Linked DNA regions of Mus musculus: region 1 is linked to region 2. A link is a loop called in an ENCODE intact Hi-C map of the cell type or tissue named here. Cell type or tissue: heart. All regions are shown on one strand.

Region 1 (5,000 bases), 210 kb after region 2:
CCTTGTGTGTCTGGGACTGTGCAGGGTGAGGTGAGGGAGCCTTTGCCCCAGGAGAGAGCTCTCTAAAGCCTGTTTGGAAAGCTCTCTAGGTTAGAGGCCTGTAGTGGTTTGGCCTGAGGTAGTTCTGGGTGAATGTGACCTAAAGGGATCGGTCACTAGAAGACAGAGAGGGGTGAGTCACGTGCTAAGGTTCAGGTTCTGTTTCAGCTTGGCTTCCTTATACAAATGAGGGCCAGGGGCTGTATCTTTTATTGGGTGTTGTTGAATTCTGTGGCAGTGATTTTAAGTACGTTCTGGGTCTATTGCGTAACTGTAATGATTTGCCTCTTAGGTATTAGGACAAAGGCTATGGGTTTTGTATTTGCCTTTTTCTTTGTGAGGGTGTTAGTAATCTTAATTTTTGTGGAAAGTAATATGGAATGGGAGGGTATAACTCAGTGTAGAACACTTGTAGGTAAGTCCTAGGTTTGGTGATCTTCAACTCTGAAAACATGCAAATGAAAGCCACATTCTTTTCACCTAAGATAAGCCTGCCCTCCCGTTTTCTACTCGTCTTCCCTTCTTGTATGTTTAAGAAAAGAATACAGCTGATAACTTGTTCCTGGGTTGTTTTATTTTATTTTATCTGGCAGTGTCTTGCAAGGTAGCCTAGGCTTTTAGCTCCTGCCTCTCCGTACTCCGTGTACTGGCTAGTTTTTATGTCATTTGACACATACTTGAGTCATCGGGAAGAGGAAACTGCATGTAAGAAAATGCTCCCACTAGATTAGCCGGTGAGTAAGCTTGCGATGCATTTTCTTGATGATTGATATGTGTGGGAGGGCCCAGTCCATTGTGGGTGTGTGTGGTACCACCCCCTGGACAGGTTGTCCTGGGTGCTATAAGAAAGCTGCCAAGCAAGCCATGAAGGAGGAACAAGCCAGTAGGCAGCCTCTCTCCATGGCTTCTGCTTCACTTCTAAGATGAAATTAGCCCTTTCTTCCCCAGGTTGCTTTTGGTCATGGCCTTTATCAAGCTATAGGAATCCTAACTAAGACACCCAGCATGGCTGATGTCTTAACCAGAGGAATGGACTGATCTGAGTTCATGCAGTAGCCTGGTGATTATCCTTTTTCATTTAAGGTTCTCTTACAATCTGGGTCCTGCATCTTTAAAAAAAGAAAACCACAGAGGTGAGATAGGGCTATCATTCAGTGGAAGGGTGATTGCTAGTAGGTGTGAGGCCCCAACACTTTGAGAAAATTAATAAATAAAACTAACCAATAAATCTCAAGAGCGGTATCCTCTTGGTCAACAGCAAATGCCATAACTTTCTTATCACTCGACTGTTAGACACATAGATGTGGTTTTTGTTTTCCTGGTGGTGTAATGAGCCTTGGGCATAGAGTTGTACGTGTGTGTGTGTGTGTGTGTGTGTGTGTGTGTGTGTGGTATCTGTAGAACATTTTCCAAAAGAGAAAAAGAAAAGAGTGAATTCTTTTTGAGAAGCATTAGGTGTCAAGCCTTCGTACAAAGGGTTAAGTGCATTGGGAAATTACAGGTTTGCATGGTGCTGTCAAATGAATATCACTTATGTAGAATGATACGTCTAGAATTCTAATCAAAAGGAGAATAGGTTGAAGAAGCGCCTGGGTGGGGCCAGAGTACAGCCCCAAGCAGACCTTTAGATCTGTCTGAGGAGGGATCTGCTGTAAATAAAACCCCGTGGAGATGGTGCTTCCTCAGTCAACTTTCTCTAGTTGTTTCCTTAGCTGTCGAATCGCTGGATAGGTTTATATAGCCTAATATGGCTCCAGAGCTGAGTGCTGGGTACTCACCAGTGGGCTAACCCAGTGCTACTGACATCATCGAGATGTGACACAGACCTCTGTGGGAAACGAGCCAGCAAATCAGATTCTGAAACACGTGACATTCTTTCTCTACTACCACAAGTTCCTGAGTTCCAGGGAGGGGCTCTGGAGTGAGAATCTTACGTTTCCGGGAATTCTCTTAAGGGAAAAGCCCAGGAGAGCAACAGAGGCTGGCTTTCTATGCGGACTTGGGGGATTATGTCAATAAGGCCTCTGGCTGCTTGTTGCCTGGCTGTTCCCAAGGAGTGTATTTTGAAGTTACTCCATTTTGAATGTCATCAGCAGAGCTAGATTCTCGTCTGAGGGAATGTTGGGTGTGGAGAATCTGCTGGGGTCATTTGGCGCCGAGTCTTGGAAGTTAGAGCAAGGTTGCATTAAAGGGAAGGGACAGGATTCTGCTGGACCAGCTTGACTCATGCAATGTCAGGGTCAGGCTCCTTCCTGCCTTTCCATATGTGCCTGGAGGGGCCTGGCTGGGGCTTCAGTGAATGCTTGGCCCAATGACAGAGTTCATTCTAAAAAACGTCTGTAACATTTTCTTTAAAAGTTCCTTCCTGTTTTGCATAATGTCCTCTTGCCTTTGACATCCTGAAACCACAGAGCTGCTGTTGGTGTGACAGAACAAGCAAGACAGACTTTTTTGTGTGGAAAAAAAGAAAGACTAGACTTCTAAGGGAGACTCAAAGAAGCTGACATTTGTGTTAGACAAGCATGGCGACATGGCCTGGAGCCTCTTACATTCAGGTAAACACTGTAAAAAGCCCGAGGAGAGGCCCTGCTGACAAGCATACTTAGAAAGACCCCAAGGAAGAAGACAGACATGGACTCACTTGCTTATACAGCAAATTTTTAATGAGAATCTATTATAATACGAAGTGCACGAGGTAGGCACAAACAAGGCCCAGGCCTCTGTTACAGAAGAGTCCTTTCACCATGGGTGAATCTTGGCCAGCCAGATCCTGAGGCCTTGATGCTCAGAGGCCTAATGGGCAGAGTGAAATGGGTGGTCTGGACTAGGGCCAGCCTCAGAAACCAAGGGCCCCTAACACACACTGATTCTGGCAACCCTGTCTCAGCCTGTCTGAACACTCTGTGGTGTTGTGGTGGGCTGGGGTCTATTGCTGGAAATAGCCCATGGTTTCTTCTAGTTGCTGTCATACAGCCAACTGTCCAGCTGTTGCCTCCAGTTAGCCATAGGGTAGAGAGGAGAGGAAGTGCAGGCGGAGGGAAGACAGTGAAAGAGAGGCCCTGCTGCACTGCAGGCTGCGCTGGAGGCAGCAGGAGGCCAGGGGACCTCAGCGAGGCAGTGAAGGGGAGTTCCCAGGCAGTGAAGGGGGAGTTCCCGGGAGTTTGCAGAACCCATGCGTGCATTGTCTGTAGAGGGCAGAGGCAAGCCTGGAACACCAGTGGATTCTGAGTTCTCCTTGTGTGTTAGACCAATTTAGACTCCTTTAGGCCTTTCTAAAGTTCAAGGGGACTGTCTTGCTCTCCTTCCTAAATTCTAGCGTGGCCTGTGTGTAGAGACTGTAGCTATAGCTGCAGTCTGAAAGACCTCAGACATTCTTGGTGCCGTTCACTACCCACTGTTTCCAGAGCATTTGTGGTGGGTGAGGCGGCAGCTCCCTAGGAGTTTGTCGACCCTGTCACGGTAGGTATGATGACTGAAGAGGTGCATGACTGGCTCGGAATGGAACAAGGAGCCCAGAGAGATGACCCAGGGAGCAGGCAGGCACTGCTCTTCCAGAAGCCCCGAGTTTGGCCCACAGCCACCTGTAACTCTAGCTCCTGGGATCTGATGCTCTCCTGACCGCTAAGGGTGCTTGCAGACACAGTACACTCTCACACAGACACACAGACTGAAAAAACAAGTGAGGAATGTCCCTGTCATACTGGGCCGCTGTGAGATGTGAGAAGGTTGTTACTGTCTCTGGGCCTCAGTGTTCTTACATATAAAATGGGGATAATAATAGTATCTACTTAAGAGATGAGAGGTTTAGGGAGTGGCCATGAAATGGCCTAAAATACTGCCTAGGACATGTGAAGCTCTGATTATATTATCGTCAATAGTAGAAGTTCTATATAGTCCCATGAGAATACCCGAGGCCACAAAAATTGTACTGAAACCCATTTGTCCATAACAAGCTTTATTTTATAAATCAAGCATAGTAAAAGACAATAGCAGTAAAAATGGAGCAATTTTATAATTGTTACCAATATGCTATAATGCAAGTTATTTAAGAACAGTGAATTGCTTCTGGAATTTTCCACGCTGTATTTTCAGACAGTGGATATGAGTGGGATGGGATGGTAACTGAACAAGGCAGGGATGACTCTGACTCTGACTTCTGATGAATTTGCCCCCTTGTCAGGAAATTGAACTGGGGAGCCTTGTATATTCTAGACAAGCATTCTACCTCTGAGCCACACCCCCAGCCCAGCCTCTTGTGTGTGTATCTGTGTGTGTCTCTGTATGTGTTTGTGTGTCTGTGTATGTCTATGTGTGTGATTGTGTGTGTGTGTCTGTATGTGTATCTGAGTGTGTCTTTATGTGTCTGTGAGTGTGTGTGAGTGTGTGTGTATTTGTGTGTCTGTATGTCTTTATGTGTGTTTGTGTGTATCTGTATGTGTCTGTGAGTGTGTGTGTCTGTCTTTGTGTGACTGTGTGTGTGTCTGTATGTGTCTGAAAGTGTGTGTGTGTCTCTGTGTCTCTCTGTATGTGTGTGTGTGATTGTGTGTGTGTCTGTGTGTGTATCTGTATGTGTCTGTGAGTGTGTGTGTCTGTGTGTGTGTCTCTGTGTGTCTGTGTGTGTGATTGTGTGTGTGTCTGTATATGTGTGTGAGTGTGTGTGTGAGTGTGTCTCTGTGTCTCTGTATGTGTGTGTGTGTGATTGTGTGTGTGTGTCTCTATGTGTATCTGTATGTGTCTGTGAGTGTGTGTGTGTCTGTGTGTGTGAGTGTGCCTCTGTGTGTGTGTGTGATTGTGTGTGTGTGTCTGTATATGTGTGTGTGATTGTGTGTGTGTGTCTGTATGTGTCTGTGAGTGTGTGTCTGTATGTGTCTGTGAGTGTGTGTGCTTGCGTCCATGTGTGGAGTCTATCGATCAGTGTTCTCTCTCTGTCTTCCTCAGTAGTCCCCACCTTAGTTTTGGAG
Region 2 (5,000 bases):
GTGCTTTTTGTCTTTATCTTTATTTATCTTTTTTTTTTTTTTTTTGGTTTTTCGAGACAGGGTTTCTCTGTGTAGCCCTGGCTGACCTGGAACTTACTTTGTAGACCAGTTTGGCCTCGAACTCAGAAATCCGCCTGCCTCTGCCTCCGGAGTGCTGGGATTAAAGGTGTGCGCCACCATCGATACCTGGATATTTGTACTTTTTAAAAAAGAAACCACATTTTTAGTGTGTGTGTGTGTGTGTGTGTGTGTGTAGGTCAGGAGACAACCTGTGTAGTGGGAGTTTTTTTTGGCTGTTCCACTTTGTGCTCCCAGCTGGTTGCAGGCACTTACCTGCCCAGGAGCTATCTTGGATCTGCAGATGAAAGAACACTCTACAGGATGTGGCAGCCCTACACGGAACCTATCCCTAGGAGAAAGGGCTCCAGTGTGTCTTCTCTGTGCCCAGCTATCTGCATTGGTCCTGTCCAGACTAGTGCGATTCATTGTTCTAATCCCTCCCTCCCTCCTGGGCCCCGTGCTGCTGTCCCCCTACCCCACTCTCCACCTTGGAACTCCCTGCCTCCAGCAGACACCCGCTTCCATCTTGTCAGCTCTCCCAGGTAACCCTTCGCAAACACATGTCTCATCGGCCCCTCTACAACACCACTCAGTGTAGCTAGCGACTGGATCCATAGCCTCTGGGCAGCCCAGGGCCTAGGTTCCCATCTCCCTCCACCTATTCCTTCTTAGTCCTCCCTAAGGTCCTAGCCCCTGGTTACCTGCTCATTCTTTGACTGGGCCCTCCTCTGGAGTTTGCCGGAAGTTCAGGGCCTCGGGGATATAGGAAGTAAAGAAGCTCTACCGTGTTCCTTGCTTAGGTCCCTTTAGAGTCTGCTTGGCTCTTAGGATAGCATTGAAAACCAGGTAAAGGGCTGGAGAGATGGCTCAGCGGTTAAGAGCACCAATTGCTCTTTCAGAGGTCATGAGTTCAGTTCCCAGCAACCACATGGTGGCTCACAACCATCTGTAATGGGATCTGATGCCCTTTTCTGGTGTGTCTGAAGACAGCAATGATGTACTCATATACATAAAATAAATAAATAAATAAATCTTTAGAAAAAAAGAAGACAGCCAGATTAAAAAAAAACAAACAACAAAAAACAAAACAGGTAAAGCGTTTCATGGTAACCCCAGCCCATCCTGCACCCTCCGTAAGCTGGTCTCCGTTTTCAGGTTAGGTTTTCACAATCCTGGGTTGAGTCAGCTTTAAGAGTCATTCACTTCCTCCCTGGCTGAATCTTGGAGGATCTGGTTTCCACGTCACCTTTTCTGGAAGACTCTTGCCTCTCTAGACTGATATATTCCTATTCTCTTTCTAGTCTAACAGCCAACTTCTGGCTTCAGATAAGATCCTAGCTTTATTGATTTGACTCAGAGTTCTTCTGTGTTGCTCAGGCCATCCTCAAACTCAATACATCTGCCCCCAAGCCTTCCAAATGCAGGGATCTTGTGTGCACCTCCACACCCAGTTCCATAGCTCTCCCCCACCCAAGAAAATGTTTCTCTGTGGCCCCCTGGCTGTCCTAGAGCTTGTTCTGTAGACCAGGCTGGCCTCAAACTAGGAGGTCTGCCCGCCCCTGTCTCCTGAGTGCTGGGGTTAAAGGCGAGCACCACCATCCCTCGGCCCATAGCTCACTCTTGAACTCATCTCTGACTGGCGACAAAGACAGGTGTGTCCCTCTTTTTCAGGGTGCAACTCTCCTTTCCTGGAAGAAATGCAGCAGTCTGAACCCGCTTAGTGTCTGCTACGGAGCGAGCCAGAACCTTTAGCTGCTCTGGCTACAATCACGAGCTCTGGAAGGGTTGTTTTGGCAGAAGGATGTGGACGACTAGGAAAGTTCCAGACATGGCCCGGTCTCTGGCGCCCTCTAGAGGACAAAGTTTCCTCTTTATTCTGTGCTCTGGCGCCATTGTTTTTTCTTTTCTTTTCTTTCTTTTTTCTTTTCTTTCTTTTTTCTTTTCTTTCTTTTCTTTTCTTTTCTTTTCTTTTCTTTTCTTTTCTTTTCTTTCTTTTCTTTTCTCTTTTCTTTTCTTTTCTTTTCTTTTCTCTTTTCTTTCTTCTCTTCTCTTCTCTTCTCTCTTCTCTTCTCTCTTGTCTCATCTCTTCTCTCCTCTTCTTTTTTTTCTTTTTTGTTTTTTCGAGACAGGGTTTCTCTGTGTAATCCTGGCTTTTCCTTTTTCCTTTTTCCTTCTCTCTCCTCTCTCCTCTCTCCTCTCTCCTCTCTCTCTCCCTCTCCCCTCCCTCTCCCCTCCCCCTCCCCTCCCCCTCCCCTCCCCTTCCCCTCCCCTCCCCTCCCCCTCCCCATAGTTCTGGGTTAGTTTTACTTCCCAACACATGTCCAGTCTCCAGAACATTAAAAGGAACTGTACCAAAGCTCAATTAAAACAAAATTTACAACAAAATATGGAACACTTAAATTTATGTCATCCTTGTGCAGGGACCACACTAGACTTCTCTGTGTTTGTTCCAATTTCGGAATATGTGCTGCCAAGGGGAGTGAGCACCTCTTTCTTTTTAAAATTTATTTATTTTTTCAAGATTAGAATTTCTTTGTGGAGCTCTGACTGTCCTGAAACTCACTTTGTGGACCAGATTGGCCTCAAACTCAGAGATCCACCTGCTTCTGCCTCCCAAGTGCTGGGCTTAAAGGTGTGCAACCACCATAGCCCAGCCAGTGAACCGCTCTGCCCATTCTTTTAGTTTTTTGTTGGTTTCTTCTTCTTCTTCTTCTTCTTCTTCTTCTTCTTCTTCTTCTTCTTCTTCTTCTTCTTCTCTTCTTTTTTTGAGACAGGGTTTCTCTGTGTAGCCCTGGCTGTCCTGGAACTCACTCTGTAGACCAGGCTGGAACTTAGAAATTCTCTTGCCTCTGCCTCCTAAGTGCTGGAATTAAAGGCGTGCACCACCATGCCCGGCGTCCATTCTTTTAATACGGTGCTCTCATACTGGGCAAACTTTTTATAAACTAAGCTACTTTTCTTTTTTAAATATTTATTTATTTATTTATTTATTTATTTATTTATTACAAGTACACTGTAGCTGTTTTCAGACACACCAGAAGAGGGCATCAGATCTCATTACAGATGGTTGTGAGCTACCATGTGGTTGTTGGGACTTGAACTCAGGACCTCTGGAAGAGCAGTCAGTGCTCTTAACCTCTGAGCCACCTCTCCAGCCCCTAAGCTACTTTTCTTAAGTCTGCCCATACTGGCGACTCCCTGAAATTGTTTAGTGACAGCAATAGTGGTTTCACTTGAATGGAGGTGTGTGTGTGTGGGGTGTGTGTGTGTGTGTGTGTGTGTGTGTGTGTGTGAGAACAGGCCTCTGCAGGGTGGTGGCCACGCCTTTCAAGCTCAGTGCTCCAGAGGCAGAGAGGCAGCTCCAGAGGCTGGCCTCTGACTTTGAGGCCAGGGTTCTTTACAAAGTGAGTTCCAGGGACAGCTAGGACTAAACAAAGAAACAAACCAACAAAAACCCTACCTTGAAATAAAATAAAGCTGGGGTTTCATATAGCCATAGCCCAGGCTGTCTAGTCTAAACTTACTATGTAGTGGAGAATGACCTTGAACTCCCGGTTGTAGGCATGTGACTCTCGTCTCTGAGTCAGACTCTGACTGTAGAGCATTGTCTGGCCTGGGACTCACTCTGTAGACCAGTCTGACCTCATTTCCCCTGCTTTCCAATGGTGGGATTTCTGTGTAGTGATGGCCTGAGTTTTCTAGGCAGTTCAGGCTATGCTCAAACTTGTATTCCTCTTGTCTCTGCCTCATGGGTGCAGGCTACAGACACCCTGTTCAGTGATCTCTAGAAGACAGTCTCACTCCCATACAAGGCTTTTGGACAACCACATCTTATAACTTCTCCCATCGAGGTACTGTGTGCGTCTCCCTGGGCTTCCTGCCTATCACCCACCTCTCGATGACAGGCACCCACCCTCATGCTTTGGCACTGCAGCCCCTGCTGACACGTGCATGCCTGCCTGTTCTTCCTGGCCCCACCGGGCCCCTGAACCCAGACAAACCATTTGGCTGCAGGTGGTCTTCAGCTCCCTCTGACCTCACCCCCATAGTTGAGATCCCACGGCTGCCTTGAGCCAACAGCCCCGTGCTGGGCTAGCCTGGTTTTTCTCATAGAGCCTTGGGCATACTTTTCCTAAGATAGGCAGTGTCCAGAAGACAGGACCTGGAATGGGGGCCGCAGGAAACCAGGTCTGGCTTTTTTCCTCTTCTCCCAGATGGGGACCCCTGAGGAGAGGGCCTAACTCTCCTCCCTCTGCTTCAGGTGGAGGGCTCTCTGAGGACTGACCCAGAATTGTTTTTCCAGTCCTTCCACCTCTTCCACCTTTCTGTTACTTTCTGGAAACTTCTATGTACATCTCCATCTACACAGCTTTCTCTATAGCCTGGGTCTCAGGAACCTCTGTGGCCTTCTGCAGGCTACCTCTGGCTCTGGTCTTAGAGATAAGCCAGACACTTGGCATGTAGTACTGGCCTTTCCTCTGGGACTATGAGGCCCAGAATTCACACCTGGAACTCCACCTCTGACCTCACAAGGGCTGCCTCAGAACTCAGTCTCCATGGTGCTACTGGTAAGAACAGAGATGCTATTTTGGGCAGTGTGTATGGACTTGGCTTAAGTGGCATGGGCCAAACCCCTGCCCTACTGACCTCTCCCCTGGAGAAGCACAACAGAACTCACAGCCACCCTGGGGAGGGCCCAGAGGCAGGCTCAAGTGAGGACTCGGAGACCGCAGAGCTACAGTTCAGTTGCAGCTTGAGTCTGCCTCCCTGATAGAGAAACGGAATCAAGACCAGCTGTGAGACGGAGGCTGAAAGACACAGAGCACTTCAGAGAGTGAGCGGGGCTGCGGGTAGTCTGGGACAGGGGAGCCTCCTTGGGGCAAGCCCAGCAGGGGGTGTTTGGGAAAGAAAGTTCACCAGGAGTTGGAGTATGACTCTCT

Evidence for each region. A loop is a pair of places that touch in the nucleus more often than their neighbours do. Peaks named below come from ENCODE experiments on the same cell type or tissue, not always from the same donor. Only the 100,000 strongest peaks of a DNase experiment are listed, where the experiment ranks them.
Region 1: it touches region 2 in a loop (2.3-fold over the local background); 1 of 42 quality-filtered maps calls a loop at or near these places.

Annotation. Positions count from the first base shown.
Region 1 is chr4:40,842,523-40,847,522 of GRCm38, reverse strand. All of the region lies in intron 1 of B4galt1 (UDP-Gal:betaGlcNAc beta 1,4- galactosyltransferase, polypeptide 1), which reads left to right. Among named protein-coding and RNA genes, the nearest start is that of Mir5123, 5.1 kb to the left of the region's middle. In heart, no CTCF peak of the experiment used is centred here; DNase peaks (open chromatin) are centred at 822, 1,952, 3,092, 3,522 and 1 weaker place; H3K4me3 peaks cover 660 bases; H3K27ac peaks cover 3,765 bases.
Region 2 is chr4:41,047,767-41,052,766 of GRCm38, reverse strand. Aqp7 (aquaporin 7) reads left to right here and starts at 4,631. Exons shown (of 8, transcript NM_007473.4): 1 at 4,631-4,894. It overlaps Gm25637 (a small nuclear RNA gene), which reads right to left and starts at 2,547; the gene lies at 2,441-2,547. In heart, CTCF peaks have their summits at 1,910 (motif pointing left) and 4,960 (motif pointing right); DNase peaks (open chromatin) are centred at 1,806 and 4,726; H3K4me3 peaks cover 440 bases; H3K27ac peaks cover 1,752 bases.